Linked DNA regions of Homo sapiens: all the other regions are linked to region 3. Evidence: chromatin loops called from intact Hi-C (ENCODE). Cell type or tissue: mammary epithelial cell. All regions are shown on one strand. Links, peaks and the distances in the headings refer to the core of each region. The heading gives the core; the rest is flanking DNA. Region 1 has its middle 33 kb from the start of KLHL29. Region 2 overlaps ATAD2B (ATPase family AAA domain containing 2B). Region 3 holds the start of LOC107985792 (a long non-coding RNA gene).

The links. A loop is a pair of places that touch in the nucleus more often than their neighbours do. Peaks named below come from ENCODE experiments on the same cell type or tissue, not always from the same donor. Only the 100,000 strongest peaks of a DNase experiment are listed, where the experiment ranks them.
Region 1: a loop joins it to region 3, with 12 times the contacts of the local background. A loop is called at or near these places in 11 of 110 quality-filtered maps.
Region 2: it touches region 3 in a loop (25-fold over the local background); 5 of 110 quality-filtered maps call a loop at or near these places.

What each region holds. Positions count from the first base shown.
Region 1 is chr2:23,349,043-23,355,925 of GRCh38, forward strand. No RefSeq gene overlaps it. Among named protein-coding and RNA genes, the nearest start is that of KLHL29, 33 kb to the right of the region's middle. In mammary epithelial cell, for the core only: a CTCF peak has its summit at 2,662 (motif pointing left); no DNase peak of the experiment used is centred there.
Region 2 is chr2:23,757,046-23,763,928 of GRCh38, forward strand. It overlaps ATAD2B (ATPase family AAA domain containing 2B), which reads right to left. Exons shown (of 28, transcript NM_017552.4): 24 at 5,164-5,301; 25 at 373-1,056. Among named protein-coding and RNA genes, the nearest start is that of ATAD2B, 170 kb to the right of the region's middle. In mammary epithelial cell, for the core only: a CTCF peak has its summit at 3,910 (motif pointing left); no DNase peak of the experiment used is centred there.
Region 3 is chr2:23,196,162-23,203,044 of GRCh38, forward strand. LOC107985792 (a long non-coding RNA gene) reads right to left here and starts at 2,768. Exons shown (of 9, transcript NR_171639.1): 1 at 2,648-2,768. In mammary epithelial cell, for the core only: a CTCF peak has its summit at 3,351 (motif pointing right); no DNase peak of the experiment used is centred there.

The DNA.
Region 1 (6,883 bases), core at 689-5,688, 150 kb after region 3:
GGTGGGCAAATGGCTTGAACCCAGGAGTTTCAGACCAGCCTGGGCAACATGGCAAAGCCTCATCTCTAATAAAAATATTTTAAAAATAATCCAGGAGTGGTGGTGTGCACCTGTAGCTACTTAAGAGTCTGAGGTAGGATGACTGTTTGAGCCCAGGGGGTGGAAGTTACAGTGAGCCATGATTGCACCACTGCACTCCAGCTTGGGTGAGAAAGCAAGACCCGATTTCAAAAAAAAAAAGTATCTTATATATTAATATAACAAGTATTTATGTGTGCATATATACAGAAGGGGGAAATGTCTGGCAGATATTTACCAACGGTTTATCCTCTTCTGAGTTCATTCATTCCTTTCAATACTTATAAAGACCTTCCATATTAGAAACTGTACTGAAACTCAGTGTCAAAATGTTATTAATTTGATATAACTAATTTAATTTTTTCTTCATTCCCTTTTTTATGTATATTCATATTTTCTCAGTTTTAAAGAATAATGATAACGCACCAAAGAAAAAGCTTCGAAACCAGGCCCCTTGGCCCCCAGGCAGACTCTCTGCCCACCTCCCCCGCTTCCTTCTCCCCAGCTCCTCCCCTCCAGGCTAGGCACCCTGTTTGAGAATCTTCAGACTTCTGCAGGAGCATTTGCACCTGAAGTACCTGTCCCATTTTTTCCCCTCTGATCCCCATGTCCCCTTGGAGCTCAGATGAAGCCCCACCTGGCCTCTCCAGGTCCCGGGACTCCCCAGCATTGGGGTCTGGACAGCTGTGCAGGGCCCCGTCATCTTGCAGAGGTGATATCGCTCTCAGTTCATGCAGCACCGAAGAGGCAGTAAAGGAGATAAACAGAATTTCTGCTCAATGAGTTGATGATAATAATAAATAAGGCCTTTTCTCCAAAGACTTGAAATCTGCTGGCTCATTTCAATGCACAAAATTATTCGTTTAAAAAATTCTCCCCACAGACTTGAAATAGGTGGGGGATTAGTAATCATTAACCCCATTTTGCAGATGGAGAAACCAGGACCCAGCGGGAGCTGGAGCCCACAATGACTGGCAAAGCAGGTGTCCTGACTCCCTGGCCAGTGCCCTATTTGGAGAGGGTACAGTCACAGCCCCAAGCTGCCACTGTAGGCACAGGACCAGAAAGCCATTCCTAGATCCTCAGGAGTCGATACTGAATCCACCACCCAGCTCGCGAACTGCTTCCTTCCTCTGACTCAGAGTTCCCTAAGGCCCAGACTAGCATCTTCTCTTCCCTTTCTCTATCCTTCCAAGACTGAGCAAAGCAAACACAAGGCCCAGAATCCCCTTCTGCCTCCCGCCTCCCCACTGAATGTGCTCAGAACAGGGTTCCCTGAAGGCCCCCGGCACTTGGGGATGGATGATGCTTGGATCAGCTGAACCCCGGCAGGACAACGTCTCTGGTCCAGGCACTTTTATTTTCCAGAAGAATCCTGCCCACCCAGGGAGACTGAGAGGCAGCCATGTGGCTCAGAGCAGGGAGAGGACATCCTTCTCCTGCTCTGCCTTTGACTGTCAGAGCTTCCAGCCTCCGGGTAACCATGGTAATCGGCAGCATTAACCGCAGCAGTGACAGGAGCCTCAGCAGGCCCACTCTGACCTGCTCCACTGCAGATGGTGCACCGCCGGCTTCCCGCAGCTTCGGTGGGGAGCTGTGACCGGCTGCCAAGCCCCTGCTGCACTCACCTGCACACCTGCTGCCTGGGCCCAGAGGTTGCAAAGGGTGGTCTGTTGCCCAGACCCAAGAGTCAATGCTAGAGAGATAAAGGGGCCTTGAACCTCCTGCAACCCTTCACAGGGCCTGGTCAAAAGAGGTCCAGGATGCAGTCCAAAAGCATAGTTGCCACGTCAGCGGAAGCTGTGGGCCTGGGCTTTTTCTCTGGACCCGCCACTTTTCCAGTCTTAGTCCCGACACCAAAGGTGGCAGCCATCCTCCAGTCACCTCAGGAGGCCAGCCCGACCTGAGCCAGTGAGGGCCTCTCATGTCAGAAATTGGGGCCATCCACAGTCATCTTCTGCTCTCTTTACAGGGCCATGCTGAGGAAGCCACAGCAGAGCCATTCTTGACCAGTTGGATGCTGCCACCCACCCACCCCACGGGGCCCATCAGCTCCACTGGCCCATGTGTTTCCAGGTCTCTGACAACAGCTGCATGTCCTGCCAGCCTGATCGTTCTTATTCCTGAGTTCCCTTCCCTCCTTTTAAGCACTGAACGAATCCCAGAGCTGAGCCCCTGCCCAGAACCCAGGGGTCTGTCCTTTGCAGCTCTGAGGGCCAGAGGGGACTGCACACAGGGAAACAAATCCAAGACCTTCTACATTTCTCAGGTCCTTGAGTGCTTCTCTCTGCTCCCAGCCTCCCTGCCCTCCAGAGGCCAGCCCCGGGTTAAACAGGGGTTGCACAGGCCAGAGACCGCATCCCGGATTCCAGACCCACGCGGCTGGAACAGGCTCCGCAAATTCTGCCAAACTATGCGAAGCATTCTTAGGTCCAGCTTCTTCTGAGAAATCTCAAAATGGAGAGGACAAAGGCAAAGACAGTGAGTTTCCCAGGAAGCCCCAAAGCCCTGGCTTCCGCCCAAACTCGTTTGCGGCCCTGGGAGTCCGTGGTGGGGACGGAGAACGACGTGGCACTCCCTCTAGCGGCAAACGTCTCGCACAGAGCCCGGCATCTCTGCGGCCGGAGGCTCGCCTGCCGCATGCTCTCCTGCCAGGGCCACGCAGCCTGCCCTCCTCTCCCGGGGAGGGGAGATCTGCTCAGCAACTCCCCTGTGGCCATGGAAGAGGGGCTGTCGGGTGTCGGGGGAGGAGACCCCCCTCCGGCCTCAAAGCAATTCCCAGCCAGGCCTTCACAGCTGCATCCTGGCGCCTGGGAGGGAGGTCACCACGCTGCCTTCTGCCTTGATTAGGCCGGTAACAGTCAGGAAAGCCCTGGGGCTCACCCGAACCGAGCTGTCTACAGACAAATCACAGGCTCGGAGCTGCTTCACCAAGCCGAGCACAGTCTCCTGTTTCCAGCACTGACTTCCCAGGAAGCCTGGCCGGTTGCCCTGCGCGGTCCCCTCTGGACCTTCTTCAGCCTCTGACACCCCTGCTAGGATTCCATGGTTGGCTCCTGTGCCCTCCACCCCATTCTTTGGGGACACATGTTCTTACGCATCTCTGTACCCCAGCAACCCGCACAGTAATTGTCTATTGAATTCATATAAGAATGAAGAAATAAAACAGTATTTGCTGTTACAAAAGATGTTTCTCCACACAGAGAGTTCTTCACCAGAATCCCCGGGAGGCTCTGCCTGCACCCAGGGAGCTCCATGAGGTCTTCACCGTGCTCCTCCCTTTGTTCCACCCTGTCCTGCCCCAACTAAACTTAGTTGCTTGAGGATAAAGGCTAAGTCTAATCCGTCTCTGGTCCAGAGTCCTGAAGAATGCTGAGAAACATTTAAGGGAGGGAGGAAGAGAGGGAAGGGGAAAGAGAGGGAGGATGGACCCTAATCAAAGTGGGCATTTGACACAAAGCCAATCTCCTTGGTCTGTTTAGCCAGTCTATCTGTCTTCAGAGAGCAAGGGTGCTCTTAACTCCATTAATTAATTAATTTTAATTGTAACAGTTTCACTGAAATATAATTCACATATCATTAGAATTTACCCATTTAAAATACAAGTCGACTGGGCATGGTGGCTCACGCTTGTAATCCCAGCACTTTGGGAGGCCGAGGCGGGCAGATCACCCGAGGTCGGGAGTTCGAGAGCAGCCTGACCAGCATGGAGAAACCCCGTCTCTACTAAAAATACAAAATTAGCCTGGCGTGGTGGCACATGCCTGTAATCTCAGCTACTTGGGAGGCTGAGGCAGGAGAATCGCTTGAACCATGGAGTCGGAGGTTTTGGTGAACCGAGATTGCACCATTGCGCTCCAGACTGGGCAACAAAAGCAAAACTCTGTCTCAGAAAATAAAATAGAATAAAATACAAGTCGGTGGTTTTGAGTGTATTCAAAAAGTTGCACATCCATCAACACCATTTCAGAACATTTTCATTACCTCCAAACATCCACTAGCAGTCGCTTCCCATTCCCTCCAAACCCCTCAGCCCTAGGCAACCACTTATCTACTCTCTGTCTCTGGATTGGCCTATTCTGGACATTTCATAAAGTGGAATCTTACAATCTATGTTGTTTTGTGACTGGCTTCTTTCACTTAGCAGAATGTTTTCAAGGTTCTTCCATGGTGTCCATGTATCAGTACTCTATTTATTTTTATTGCCAAATATTATGTGATAAATACATGGGTTTTTTTGTTTTTTGTTTTGTTTTGAGATGGAGTCTCACTCTGTCTCCAGGGTAGAGTGCAGTGGTGCAATCTCGGCTCACTGCAACCTGTACATGTTATTTTTCCCCTCATTAGTTGATAGACATTTGGGTTGTTTCCACTTTTTGGAATTATGAATAATTTTATTTTTATGATATTAAAAAAATTGTTTGAAGCTTTCCCTGCTTCCAAAGAGGATCTGGGGTAGTCTATCATAAAAATGGTAAAGACATAATAAAATCTTACACTATTCATATGGACATTAATATTTAATATTGAGCTTCCTTGGCTCACTGCAACCTCTGCCTCCCGGGTTCAAGCGATTCTCCTGCCTTAGCCTCCCAACCAAGTAGCTGGGACTATAGGCACACGCCACCACACTCAGCTAATTTTTGTATTTTTAGTAGAGATGGAGTTTCACCATGTTGGCCAGGATAGTCTCGATCGCTTGGGGTATCATGGTGGATAAGACAAATACAGACTTGCCCTTTGGAACACAGGATCCAAGGAGGGAGCATGGCCCTAACCAAGCGGACAACTTGGTATTTCCAAAATGTGAAGTGCTGCAAGGAAAAGGAAGAGGGAGCTGCGATGAGGAACCTCAAAGAAGGCAGAGAACATGCTCACATGAGTGGTCAGGGAAGCCCCAGGAAGGAGGTAGCTTGGAAGTTGAGACCCTAAGAAGGAGCCAGCCATGTAGTCAGAGGGAGGATGATATTTATGGCACAGGGAATCACATGAGCAAGAGCTCCAGGGTGAAAGGGAGCCTAGTGTGGTCCAGGAACAGGGAAAAGCATCGAGGCTCGACTGTGGGGAAAGGGCAGGAGGCACAAGACAGGGTCGCAGAGATCCACGGATGCCTCATGGATCAAGACAGGGAGCTGGAATTTTACTCAAGTACAATAGGAATTCAATGAGAAGTTTTGGAAAGGAGAGTAATGAGAATCGATTTAAGTTTTGAAATGACTGTTGTGTGGAGACTGAATTGAAAAGCAAAAGAAGACACAGGAAACCCTGCTGGGAGGATTTCGTGTGTCCAGAAGGGATGCCTCTATGGGATGGCGGTCAAGTTGGAGAGAAGTGAGGAGACTCAACATATATGGTGGAAGTAAAAAGAACCAGACTACCTGGGAAATTGCTTATGGGGCAGGAAAAAAACCTAAAGAAGAGGGAGGCATCACAGACAGCTTCCAGATTTTAGTTTATGGAACTAGATAAAAGACTGCACCAACTACTGAGGTGGAAAGAATGGAATGGGTTTGGAGAAAGATCCAGAGTTCTATTAGAGACACACCTGGCTTAAGTCGTGTGTGCAACACCCGCATGCAGCTGCCGAGCAGGCCACTGGATATAAGAGGCTAAAGCGCTGAGAGGAGGCCTTCCTGGAGATGCAAATTAGGGACTGTCAGAATCAGAGTGACATTTGCAGGCTTGGTTATGGAGGAGATCACCTGGGAAGATCTTTGAAGCTTATGAAGCGATCTTCCCAGGTACCAAATCAATAAGCCAGTTCTGCCCGTTTGGAGGGAGAAAAAAAATCCCAGATGAGTCTAGCCTTTTGGTGTGTGTAAATTAATGAGTTTGATGGAGCCACGTTTTCTCCAGTCAGTTATGGCTTTGTTTCCATGCATGCCCACACAGATACACAAAACAGCACTCATGACCCCCAAGGAGCCAGGCCCTCACCAAGTGGACAACTCAGTCCTTCCAAAATGTGAAGTGCTACAAGGAAAAGGAAGAAGGAGATGCAATGAGGAACCTCAAAGTGGGCAGAGAACATGCTCACATGAGTGGTCAGGGAAGCCCCAGCAAGGAGGTGACTTGGAAGTTGAGACTCTTAAGAAGGAGCCAGCCATGTGGTCAGAGGGAGGATGATATTTATGGCGCAAGGAATGGCATGAGCAAGAGCTCCAGGGTGAAAAAGAGCCGGGTGTGGTCCAGGAACTGGGAAAGAAGGAGACTTGGGCAGGCAGCTACACTCGGGTCAGCAAGGGAGTTAGCCCCCAACATGGGAAGAAATGTTCCGATCCAGCAGTTAGATTGTCTGTCAACAGGCTACCACTGCAGCAGAAATGTTGTTGTGGCACAACCACTACCAACCACCAATGCAGACTGCAGTGATGCTCTCAAGACTATTTAAGAAGGCGAGAGATTAAGCTACCTGGATTCACACTCAGCTGCAGAGGCAAAGGAAGAAGCTCCATCCATATGTCGCACCCCAGTCTGGGTGAGAAAGCAAGACCCTATCTCAAAAAAAGTATCTTATATATTAATATAACAAGTATTTATAGGTGCATATATACGGAAGGGGGAAATGTCTGGCAGATAATTACCGATGGCTTATCCTCTTCTGAGTTCATTCACTCCCTTCAATACTTACAAAGACCTTCCATATTAGACACTGTTACTGAAACTCAGTGTCAAATGTTATTAATTTATATAACTAATTAAATTTTTCTTCATTCCTCTTTTTATGTATATCCGTATTTTCTCAGTTTTAAAGAATAATGATAATGTACCAAAGAAAAAGCTTCAGGCTGGATGTGGTGGCTCA
Region 2 (6,883 bases), core at 1,305-6,304, 560 kb after region 3:
CCCAGCCCATGCCAATAATTCTTCTTGGAATTCCATCTTCTTAACACCTGTGGATTTACTCAGCTTTCAGTCATAAATCCCTGAGGCTAGGGGTGATAATCAGGCAGGAGGCAGAAGAGTAAGCGGCCAGTAAAGCAATGCACTCGAAACGATACACCCTCTGAAACTTAAAGCAAAATTTGGTGCATGCCTCTGTGTGTGTGTGTACGTGCACACATGTGTGCTTTTCTAGAGAATAGGATGAAAACTTTAACATATTCTCAGAGGGGTATAATTATTCATCAACTATTACTACTGGGAACCAGATAAAATACACAACGAATTAACTCTGGAGTTTAAACCTTCAGAAGATTTTTCAAATATTAGCTCTACCTTCTTTATCCAGTTCTGCATCTTTAACCTCCACATCAGAGCCAGGTTCTAACTTCTCATTATTGCTACATTCCAGTGCCTCTAGTTTCTCAAGATCATCTCCATGATTTTCAGTCGAAGTTTCTGGTTTTTCTTTTGACTGGTCCTCCAGAAGAATCTTTTGTTCAGAACTACATTTATCTCCACTATCACAGAAAGAAACTACTTCAAGCTTGCCATTCTGACATTCCAGAACTGGTATTCCTTCAAAACTGTCAGTGGAAGCCTCACCATTTAGACAATTTCCTTTAAGGAAAGTCTCTTTCCTGGAGGTCTGCTCCGGGTTTAAGGAACTGCTGCTGTTGACCAGTAGAGATTCATTTGAACTTTCCTCCTCAGTAGATGCAAAGTTCTCTTTTGTGCCTGCTCCATTGTTAAGCCTCTGCCCCTGGTCCAAGTCCATGATGTCACAGGATGATTCATCATTGGTCATAGATAAGTCTCCAGTCTCTTCTCCATTTTCCTCATGGCAGTCAGTGCTTACCTCAAACTCTCCATTCTCTAATAATTTCCTGTCCTCCGTATGGTTCTCATAGTCTGCAAATTTGGTGTCTTCTTCATCTTTTTTTAAATTATTAACTTTCCTTTTCTTAATAATTCCTTTACCCCACTGTGATCTCCGCCTTGATTTTCTCCGAACCCGAACTGTTTTACAAGGAAGGAAAAAAGATATGTAGAACTTGGAATGCAATACCAATTTTACATATGTTTATTAAACAGGACCCAAAAGAAAGTAAACCCATGCTGATGTAACACACAAAAACTACTTAGCTCTTGACATTCATGCTGACTAATCCTTGCAACCTACAAATGGAATGGATATGAAGTCAGGGATGAACTCTGCAGAATAAAACATTTTTTAATGTATTTCCTGTATGAGTTTATTCAGCACTAATCTTTTCTACTATCCTAGATCCTACTTTACTACTGTTCCTAATTTTCAACATCCAAAAGCCACGCATATAATATACACATTTAAAGAATGACCACATTACCAGGCTGCCAGAAAGTTTGGGGCCAAAGCCCTGGATTTCCACCAGGAAGGTGGATGTTTTACTAGCAAAAGGTAGCTCCTAAATCATGAAAGAAAATAAAGACATGATTCAATATAGCATAACAGAACAGTTAAGGGTATCCTCACAAAGAAACCTCTCCTTCCAGAAAAAGGAATCACCCAAAGTTAAGTATGACCATGGATAGATGCCTTATGAAGGTTATTTGGACAATTTGGTGAGCCAACTGTTAATCTCTTCTAGCACAAACAGTTCACCCAGCAGCATCAATTTCTTGCAAAGTTATTTGAGAATATGTAGGAAAACTAAGCCCTCTGCTATCAAGGCAACAACAACAACATAAACAAAACACTGAAAATAAATACTTGGTCACTTATGTGAAAAGGGAGGCCTACAAAAGTTGTAAGGACTATACTCTTAGATGCTAGAAACTATCATGAGCTTTATGAGTAGGCAGCTAGGGCCTCTAGGTATTAATGGACCCTGGAATTTTTAATTTCTCACATATGTATCAAATTGAGGTAGATGGTTAAGCAAGTCTACCTCATTGTCCCTTAAATAAACAAAAAGTTAACTTTTATAATTTGGGACACTTGCATAATACAGTTAAGTGTTCTTCAGAACACTTAAATACAAAAATTATTAAAGCAAACCACTTATGCTAGAGCTGAATCACTTCTGGTATCTAACCCCAAATTCTAAATACTAGTTTGTTGAAAGTATCAGAATAAAAATATTCATTTTTTCTGTGGTTATGAACATAATAATTTTAACTTAAAAAAAGACAATATATATGTTTAATACATCAAAGCTGAAAAGCTTCCTGGGCAAAGATATTTTTTAAAGAAAATATAAATATGAAATCACTAACTGTAGGCTGTTTAATCTGTAGTTTAAAAATTGCTTTATAGAGACAGAAAGGAATATGGTCTTTTAATGACAACCCTTGTTTCTTATATTCACACTGCTTAATATGAATTTAGAATCTATCAACAGTGTAGTGTATTTACATACTTATTTAATCCTTTCATCTTTAATTCCTGCTGCATCTCTGTAAATTCACAAGAAATAGATAAATTTAGTTATAAATATTACTCTTCTTTCTTACCTAAGAATATATCTCCTAAAGGTTTCTGAAATCATCTCCAAAATTCAGGTTATTGAGTCATTTGGCTCAACATGTATTTTTCCTTCAAAACTGTAATCCTGTTAGCACTAACTCTTCATTCTTTTCCCCTATTAATTTCTATTTATATAATTTAAAGTTACAGGGTAATTAGCATAGAGAAGAAAATTTCTGTATTAATCTACTGTTAAAATCTGGTACACAGGCTCAGGTGATGGGCATTTGTAAACATCCCATTAGCTATAAGAAAAACTAATCTAGTCCATATAAAAAATAAAAAGCATTCAGCTTGCTCTGACTCTGCAAGTTAGCGCTATTAGGCTTTTACTACCTGACAGGCCATTCCTGACACCATAACCTCTCTTATTCTGCAACCATGTAACTGAAAGTACAATAGGTTCCCTTTTTCTTTCCTAAGCCATGAAACTAGAGCAAAATGAAGCTGAACTCTGCTCAATCAGGAGTCACCTCAACTACCTGACATGCAGTACATAAGCAAAGGCTGGGAGCCCTGCTGAAGCAAGTTACTGCAGGATAGACCTGGCTAATACGGTAAGAGAAAATGGTCTTAATCTTTGGGAAGTAGGACTGGAGGTATTTTTCTCTTCCTTATATAATTATTTCTAATGGTTGGTATAATTTTGGCAAAATAAGAGAAACAGACCACATTAGCTCCACAAGAAGAGATTTTTGTTTTAGTCACTGATGTATCTTCACAGTACCTGGCATGTGGCAAGAGTATATATTAGTATTTGTGGACCTAATGCTTAATATACCATTTCCAGCTAGGCATGGTGGCTCACACCTGTACTTCCAGCACTTTGGGAGGCCGAGGCTGACGGATCACTTGAAGTCAGGAGTTCGAGACCTACCTGACCAACATGGTAAAACCCCATCTCTACTAAAAATACAAAAAAATGAGCCAGGTGTGCTGGCAGGCGCCTGTCGTCCCAGTAGCTTGGGAAGCTGAGGTGGGAGAATTGCTTGAACCTGAGGAGGCGGAGGTTGCAGCGAGCCAAGACTGAGCCACTGCACTCCAGCCTGGGCAACAGAGAGAGACTCTGTCTCAAGAAAAAAAAAAAAAATAAATAAATTTATATATATACACACACACACACACACACACACACACACATATACACACACACACACACATACACACACACACACACACACCACTTCCTTCATCGGGGTGCTCTGTGTGAAAAGTCCATTTAGAGACACGATCTTTAGAGTCAATTTTTATAGCATCACTGAGTTTGTTTCCAAAACTAAGGCCTTAGGAAAGCAACTACGCCTTAGGGACATTCAGATTTCTTATTTAAGTTAATGTAAAACAGAAAAATTATGGGTCGCATATGCCATCTACTGGTAAGAGAAAACAAAACTCATATTTGTAGATTCAAAAAGTTTTTAAAATATTTAAAGGCACTTAAAACTTCTTCAAGTGAATAGTCAATGTATTTTCATTCATAAATATTTGTAGCAGATGCATAGAATGTAAAGAATTTCAAAGTTTAAATTAGAGTACTACATTACACAATCCAAGTCATGATCTGAAATACAACTAGGCCAAATAGGCTTAATCAGTTTCACGGCATCATCGAGTCCTTTCTCAAACTTTCTCATATACAAATGCCACTTACCAAAAGGGGACAAGCTTTAAAAAGGTGGGTATAGTTTATTCATTCAAATTCAATGCCACTGGTGAAACAACATATTATAGCTAGCTTTACTGACAAAGTAGTTCAGGTTGAGTATCCAAAATCCAACACTTTTTGAGCACTGACATGTCGTTCAAAGTAACTGCTCGTTGGAGCATTTCAGATATCTGATTTTTGGATTAGGGATGCAGAACCAGTAAGTACAATGCAAATATTCCAAAATCCAAAAAAAATCCAAAATCCAAAACACTTCTGGGTCCCAAGCATTTTGGATAAGGGATACTTAACCTGGATTATCACCTTTATACCAGAAAAACAGCATGTATCTTCCAAGGAAGGCTATCTTTAGTGAAACAGAAGAACTCTATTAGAAAGACGCAGTGTTTATTAACATTTGACTTTTGGAAATGTTATAGATCAACATGAATGAGTACAAAAAAACTCCCAATTTTCCCTTTAAATACATCTCACAAAAACTACAAAGAAAAGAAGGCTGTGCCAATTTTTCAAACTGAACACAAAATAGTCTCTCAGAAAAATCAACTTCCTGTTGCCAGATCAGACACACCCACATGCGGGAGTGTCCATTTCCCACCCTAAAGAGAACATCCTGCATAGTGTACAAGGAGTGGAGGATAAGGACAGGGGCATATAAAAATTCTACTGGCTCCACATGGCTATCCAAAAACCAAAGTTTAAAACTGAAAATATTCAAGCCTAGTTCAATTGTCATAGCAAATAATATTGAATAGGGATAGAAAATAACAAATAAAGTTAAAGAAATATATTTCTGATTCAGCATTTACCTCACAAGCTCTTCTTCACCTCTGAAAAGAGATTAAAAGAGCTATGGGAAAAGAGCGGCACTTTGTTTTGTACCCAATTCCTAACATATCTACATCATTCTCAGTTGTTCTCACTACTGGATAACATGAGCTGAAATACTCACATGCACATTTATTTGCAGAGTTGTGCCACACATCCATTGGATTTCTTTGTTTGTGCCGAAATGCCTCTTCGACTCTAGTTTCTGTCTTCCGAGCTCCAGTACTATGAGGATTTATTTGTTCTGATGTTACTGATAAGCCTGCAAGCAGAAGATAAGCAATACCTCTTTAAATATTCCCAGCTACATAAACCAAAAGGTTTTTAAAAAAATCTCAAATACAAAACTGAGTTTTAAAGTCATTAATTATACTAGGGCAGTTTGCAGTTCCAATGAAAGCAGTGTCTTTTGTTTTAAGATGGGTAAGAAACTTAGATATAAAATCATAAAAATAAAACAATCTGGCAGGCCATGTTTACACTTAATCCCCAAAGGGGCCCTATTTTTATTCATTTTAATTCACAAAGAGGCACATTTTACATTATTATGACTGTGGAACAATAAGATTATATATTATCCAAAAATAATGACCTCTGCCATCTTAGAATGTACAACAGTCTACTGGGCTACTAAACCCCATTCCCGTGAACTGTTTCAAAATGCTATTTGCTTCCTGTCGCACCACACTGCAGTCAGTTTGGTTGTCCTGCATTATATTCCTAAGACTAATCATTCTATCTTAATTTTCTTCACTAGAGATTTATTTCTTCTATGTGGTCCTTAAGTTGGTTTTTCTCCAGGTTCTCTCTGTAACCACTTTTCTTCTTACTCTAATCTACACATTCCCCAGCGAAGTATCATTGTGTTCAGGTTCAATTACTATTATATAATAATTCTCAAATCTGTATCTTTAGCCCAAACATCTCTGATCCAGATATACAACTTCTGATCCATATATACAACTCCTTACTTCATATCTCCAACTGAATTTCCTAAAGATAGATCAAATTAAAGATAACTGGTTTATCTTTCCCTACAAAACAAAACAGTTTGTTCTTATAGATTCCCTATCTAGATTGGGAGTATTAGTATCTACTAAGTCACTCAACCAGTAATATGGCAGCCAGTTTTTATTCTTCCTTCACTTCACAGTGCTCTCCATCCCTGCGGCTACATCTCACTTATATTAATCTCTTCTAACTCCCTTCCTACTTCATTAATTAAAACCCTGGACTACTCCAACAGGTTTTTGTTCCCCAACAGCTTTACTGAGATACAATTTATATAACATAAAAATCACCTGTTTTAAGTGTACAATAAATAGTTTTTAGTAGATGTATAGAATTGTAAAATCACCACAGCAATCCAATTTTGGATAACTGTCCCAGGCAATGACTACTCCACTTTTTGTCTCTATAGACTTGCCTTTTCTGGACATTTTATATAAAAGAAATCATACAATATGTAGTCTTCTGGGTCTGGCTATTTTTACTTAGCATAATGTTTTGGGGTTTTTTTTGTTGAGACAACATCTTGCTCTGTCACCCAGGGTGGACTGCAGTGGCATGAACATGGCTCACTGCAGCCTCAACCTTCTGGGCTCAAGCAATCCTCCCAACTCGGCCTTCCAAATGGCTGGGATCACAAGTGTACACCACCACGCCTAGCTAATATTTCTCACTTTTTTGTAGAGATGGTATCTTGCCATGTTGCCCAGGCTGGTCTCAAACTCCTGGGCTCAAGCGATCCTCCAACCTCTGCCACCCAAAATGCTGGGATTACAGGCGTGAGCCACCATGTTCAGCCAGCATGTTTTTGAAGTTCGTCCATGTTGTACTGTGTA
Region 3 (6,883 bases), core at 812-5,811:
TGTACATACCCTGAAGGTGATTTTTATGCAATATTTTTAATAACCTTGTGCAGGAAACAAACTTTTGACTCATTTTGACTGAGACCTGTCAAATGAGAGCAGGTGTGTAATTTTCTATTTGTGGCATCAAGTCAGCACTCAAAAAATGTTGGATTTTGAAGCATTTCAGATTTCAGATTTTTGGATCAGGGGTGCTCAACATGTAGTCCATAATTTCCAGAAGAGTTGGGGTTGAGCCATCCATAATTTTTAACGGGCAAAAATGGCACCATGGGAGTGGGAGACTGTGGTAAGTTAAAGATGAATAGTGTCATCACTACAACAATCATTTTAAAAATAGTACAAATAGGTATAACAAAAAGATCAATAGTAAAGGTACAATGGAATACTAAAAATGCTTCATTCACGCAAAACAAGGAAGAATGAATAAAGGAGAAAAAGATAAAAAGATACAAAAGACAGAATGGAAAATACAAAATAATAACATGATGTTAGACTTAAAAGCAATCATATCAGTAAGTATGCATATTAACTAAATGTTCTTTTTAAGAAGCAGAAATTATCAGACTGAATGAAAAGCAAGAAAAGCCTTTATGTTGCTTTCAGTAAACATAATTTTAATATAAAGACACAGATAGATTGAAAGTAAAATATGGAAAACAATATACTATACAAACATTAAGTATAAGAAAAATAGTGTAGCTATATTAAAGTAGACTTCAAGACACAGAATTCTAGTAGAGATATAAAAGGACATTTTATTATTATAAAAGTTTCAGTCCATTAAAGATATATAAACATCTTAAATGTGTATGCACCTTAAAACAGAGCTTCAAAATATCTGAAGCAAAAAGTGGCTGTGCTAAAAAGATAAATAGACAAATCCACAAAGATAAATGGAGACTTTAAATTCTCTTCTCTCAATAGTTGATAGAACAAGTTGAAGAAAAAAAAAGGAGAGAGCAGATAGAAGATCTGCACAACTCAATCAACCAGCTTCATGGAACTGACATTTATAAAACAGACCAAAAACTGTAAAATATACATTTTTTTGCAAGTGCACAGAAAATGTCCCAAAAAACCATATGCTAGGCCATTAGAAAGTCTCAATAAATTTCAAAAGACCAATAACATAAAGAGTATATTCTCTGGTGACAACGGCATTAAATTAGATACTAATCTCAATAGCACACCAAGAAAATCACCCCAATATTTGGAAATTAAACATACTGCTAAATAGTCCAAAGATCAAAGAATAAATTACAAAAGAAAGCACAGAATATTTTCAGTGGAATGTTAACAATTTCAAATTGTGTAGGCTATACCTAAAGCAGTGCTAACAGGGAAATGTATAGCTTCAGAAGCCTATCTCAGGAAACAGGAAACACATTAGAGCAATCATCTAAACCACGACCTTAAGAGGCTAAGAAATGAAGAGTAAATTAAACCCAGAGTAGGTACAAGAAATAAGACAATAAATAGATGACAAATAAATGCAACGGAAAGAGACAACCAATAAAGACAATCAGCAAAGTCAGAGGTTGTTTTTTGGAAAAAGTTAATAATGTTGATAATCTCCTCAGTTTGAATGATCAAGAAGTAAAGGAGAAAGTAAACCACAAATTGCCAGTATCAGAAGTACAATAAGGAAGATCTTCAGAGATCCTATAGACAAATATAATAAAAGGAGCAACTTTATGCCTCCAAATTTGACTTAGATAAAAGAGAAACATTTGTTGAAAGCTCAACCTAAAATGTACACAAGAAGAATTTTAAAATATAAACAGCCCCGTATCTATGAAACAAATTGATTTGTCATCAAAACTATGAATTTTGTTAAACACTAAGGAGGAAGGAGTGCCAAACTTAACACAAACACTTCCAGAAAATAAAGAAGAAGGAACAAATCCCACCTTGCTTGATAAAGCCAGCATGACCCTGATATCAAAATCATTTGGTATCAGTTTTTAACCAGGCGTATTTTTCCAACTGCTTTACCTAAACTAACCCTATCTAATCCTCACAATAGCCCTAAACTGTAAATATTCATTATTATCCCTATTTTACAAATGAGAAAACAGAGGCACAGAGAGGTTAGAAACTTGCCCAAGGCCACACAGTTATTAAGCAGTGGGACCACGAGACTAATACAAGCCAACTGTTTCTCAAGTCTACTTCCTAAGCACCACACTATACTTCCTCCTTAATACTAAATTAGATCAAAACAGTGAGCGTGTGCAGCACAACGCTTGGGACAGCATGAACTTATTAAATAAACTGAACGTCCAGTGGGAAGCTAGAAATACAAAACTGAAGCTCAAACTGGACCAACACATCGCAGCCGAGGACCTGTAAGCATTCCACTTCAGTTCTTGAATATGAATTCATTTGACCCAGCGCATAGCTGTGTGCACACCCATGCACACTCATGTGTGCAAGAGTCCCAGTGAGGCAGTTTACAATTTGAAAGTGCAAGCCTACCACACTGGATAAGGAAACGGAAGACAACTGTCCTTATCTCTCTCTCCAGCCCTCCCTGATCCCTGCAGTCCTTGCCAATGCACTAAGAGACTTGTCACACGATAATGAAAAACTGAAATGTGATGGATTCAATTACAATTTATATTTTCACTTAACAATCAATTACCTTCCCCTTGTTGGTGGAACATCATTAAGCGATGATACCAGCTCTGGAGAGAAATCCTCTTGGGGAGGGGAGCAGCTAGCCCAGAGAGAGTTGAACAGGGTTTTGAGTCTCCCAGGAATCTGGGCAGAGGGAAGAGAGGCACGGAGCAGGAATAGTGGAAGGATTGACTTCCTGGGGCTGCCCAGGGGTGAGAAAAGAGGTGTTCTCTGCCTGTCTGTGCCAAGAAAGAAGGGGTTAGGGAATCCCCACCTTTCTCTGGACCCTCTTCGTCTACCTGTGGGGGCGTCCCTGGGATCTAAAATAAACAAGAAAGTTGAAGCTCCCCCTTGGATGTCACCCAGAGAAGCTGATCCTGAAGTTAAATATTTGCAAAGCGGGGGTGAGCAAGATAGACTTGCTGAGGACCCAGCAAGGGTGCACTAGGGCACAGGCAGCCTCCACTAAGATCCTTCAAGAGGTTGGGGGAGGCTCCATGTTTGCTTGCTCCCCAGGTGGGCTTTGTAGAACTTAAGAGGCTCTCTGGGGCTCGGCCTCTTGGAAACAGCAGCGATAAGCCCTGCACAGATGGAGCAGCCTCCAGACAGCAGCCGCCTGGGAGGATGAAAATTGAAATCCCAGCTTTCCTTCAGAAAGATGGAAAGAAGGGAGGGAATCCCAATGCAGAGTTCTCCATCTCTCTCACTTTCTCTCTCTCTCTCTTCTCCACAAGGGGGCGCACAGCCTGAAGCAGCTTCCCTTCTAACAACCCCCCAATTTTGCATTTTCAAGCATGCAAATCTGACTACGTCATTTATGCTTAAAACCTCTCATTGCTATAAAATAAAGCCTAAATTATTTAGCATGGCATTTGAAGGGGATCAGAATATGCCACCCTGAAATATGTCCCTTTGGCATGTGGATTATTTTGAGCTGAAGGCAATTGAGAATCAACAGATGGAGGAAGAGTTCTCTGACCCCCGAATCTGTCTAAAAGCAGGGACAAATTTCCCTTTGTGAAGGTGACTCTCACCCTGCACTAGGAAGGGAGGGCAGAGTGACTCTTATCACCAGAGATGGGAGTCAATACCAAGATGAGTTGGCATAACAGACCTTACTAAAATAACCATTGTCTTCCACTAGTTCCCCAATATATTTCCTAGTCACTTCCCCATAATTTATCATCCCTTCAAAGCCCGAATTCTCTTTCCTTTGTTAAAATGGTATATAAACCCCTAAGTCTAACTGCCTCTTTGAGTTTCGCTGATTTTTTTCTGTGGACTCATGTTCACATAAATATTAATAAAAATTTTGTGCCTTTTCTCCTGTTATCTGTCTTTTGTCAGGCATGTAGGTTCAGTAACTGAACCTAAGAGGGTAGAAGAAAAGTTTTTCCTCCCTGACACATTCAAAGTCTTCTCAATCTTGCTTCTGTCTCACACACCTTCCAGGCCTCCTAAACTTGACCCCATTCTTTAACCACTAAGTGCCTCCTGGAATTTACAAACATTTTTTGCATTTTCACATCTTCTCCACTTGACCGCACTCTATTAAGCTTTTGAAGTTCCTTTGAATATTTCCCTCTCCTGAAGCCTTCCTTCAATGTCCCCAGGAGATTGATGCCTGCTTTACCTTGTTCTGAAGGCACTTTTATAATCCCACACCATTATAATAATTATGGCATAATGAATGTTCGTTCCTTTATTTATATCCTCTCTTCACAATGTTCACATTCTTTGTTTCATTAATTCCAAGTTGAAAAGCACACAGTAAAGAGAGAAAGCCTGAGAGCAGTAAGTTCTACTTCTATCCAGCTGTTTGCTCAGACAAATTGCTTAACAATTCAGCACCTCAGTTTCATCATCTGTAAAATGGGATTGCTATAACCTATCTCTTCAGTTGTAGCTACATGAAATGAGTTGCTGCATGAAAACCCCTTGGCTCAAATCCTGACTCACAGTAAGTGTTCAATAAATGCTGGTTATTAGCTATTTGATTTTTTGTTTACTTGGAATTTCATGAGCGTGTCCATTAAATCTTAATGATCTTTGTACCCAACGTCAAAAAGGCTATCACAGAGCTTGGTGTTTCATAAGCTCTCGAAAGAAAAACAAGATGTGTACCGAATGAATGAGCAGTCACTATGTACAGATATTGTGAAAACAGTCACTGCTGGTATTCAGAACTGCAAATACATAGTTTTGTGTAATATTTCAACTGCTGATCCTGTCAAATGTGCTTACGTGGAAGTATTGTGAAACATTTTAAGGGCTGATACTGTCAAATGCATTGAGGAACCACTGTGAATGTTGACATTGTCAAATGGGGTGTCAAACATGGTTATATGAAAACAATGTAACAGCAGCGTATGTGACATATAGATTTATATTAAAGATATTGTACCAAAGAGCAAGGTTAAAGCATAGCACAGTCCCAGTAAAATTCAAAGTCCTACCTTTCAGCTCATTGTGTTAAAACTACAATGGATCCAGAAATTAGGCACATATTAATTATTTTCAAAACATTATGTTGTTCTTGTGGTTGGGGGGGGAGGCACGTAAAATTTAGAATTAAGGGCTCCTAACTTAAGATTGCCCTAGGAGGAGTGGCAAAGGTGTCCCTCTTGCCCCACAGTGAGGCTTCTGCACACCTTTTAGTCTAACTTCATGGAGCTGGGGACTGCTGTGTGAGCAATGAGGTAGGGTGGTCTAGGTGTTCAGATGGCAATCTGGGTCTCTGGTCATAAAGGCTGGAGTCTGCCATTACTCAGGCAAGCCCCAGTAAGGGTCAGCAATGAGATGCTCTCTGTCCCTTTGCATAGGGGTTCTGATCTGGCAGTGACAGTGGGGATCCTCTAGGATGGCCTGGATGACATAACCCAACCCATGCCTCACCCAGAGCTCCACTGTGATGACATCCTAATTTCCAAGACCCTGGAATTGGCTTTCACACGTTATATTATTTTCTCTTTCTCAAAGGTAGCCATTGTTTTCCAGCTCAAAATCAAAATAAACACAAAAGACAAAAAAAAATCCTTTCCTTTACATTGCATTAACTTGTCTATTGTATCCAGGAGAGAAAAATTATGGTTCTTTTTTACATCTACTGGTCACATCATATCTGAAATCAAGTGTTCAGGTTAGGAAAGGGAATCATAGAATTACCTAAAATTTTTGGCATCAAGAATCACAAAATGTTTTTCTCCTCTGTTTATATCCTCTGTTTACAATGTTCACATTCTCTGTTTCATTAATTCCAAGCCTGGGAATTAACCCGTAGAAAATTATCCCTGATGTGGCAAAGATTCCAGAGATTTTCATCAGAGCATCATTTAAAATAGGAAAAACGTTATATAAGCTGGACATAATAAATATGTAATAATGATAGATTAGGTAAATTGAGAACAAATGGTGTAATGTGATATGGTGTGCGTCTATTGAAATGGAGTTTGAAAAAAGGTCTTGATATCAGAAAATATTTATAACATCAGAGAAAAACAGCAACACAAATTTTACACAAAATGAGTATGTTCGTGTATTTGTATCAGTGATATAAAACAATACAATGGTCCTACCTGGGTACTGTCATTATGTAAGATTTTTTAGGGTCTCTTCCATGTGTTTTCTATATTTTCTAAGTTTTCTACAACATTTCTTCTTGATGCTAATATGCATCCTTGCAGACTATTTGTGCATTTAATGCAGTGTTTCTTTTTTTTCTCCCTCTCACCCCAATTACTGTTAAATTGATGGTGTGTCTTAAGTCAATTGTATTTGTTTGCTAGGGCAACTGACATAATGAAGTACAACAAACTGGGTGGCTTAGACAACAGAAGTTAGAAGCCGGAGGTTGAAGATCAAGATGTGGGCAGGGCTGTTTTCTCCTGAGGCCTCTCTCCTTGCTTGTCCTCACAAGTCCTTTCCTCTGTGCATGCACATCCCTGGGGTCCCCTCGTCTTATAAAGACACCAGTCCTATTGGATCAGGGCCCCACCCTGATGACCTTGCCTCACCTTAATTACCTCTTTAAAGTCCTGTCTCCAAATACTGTCATGTTAGGGGTTAGGGTTTCAATGTATGAATTGGGGGGAAACACAATTCTGTCCGTAATATCAATGGGGTCTTAGAATCAAGAAAATGCAGCATAACTTTCACAATCCATGAAAAGAATGAGCATTTATTGAAGGAAACAAGAGCCATCACCACGCCTCCTCCTATGGCTGGGATGCTATGGCAGTCAGCTGACCCATCGCTGACCATT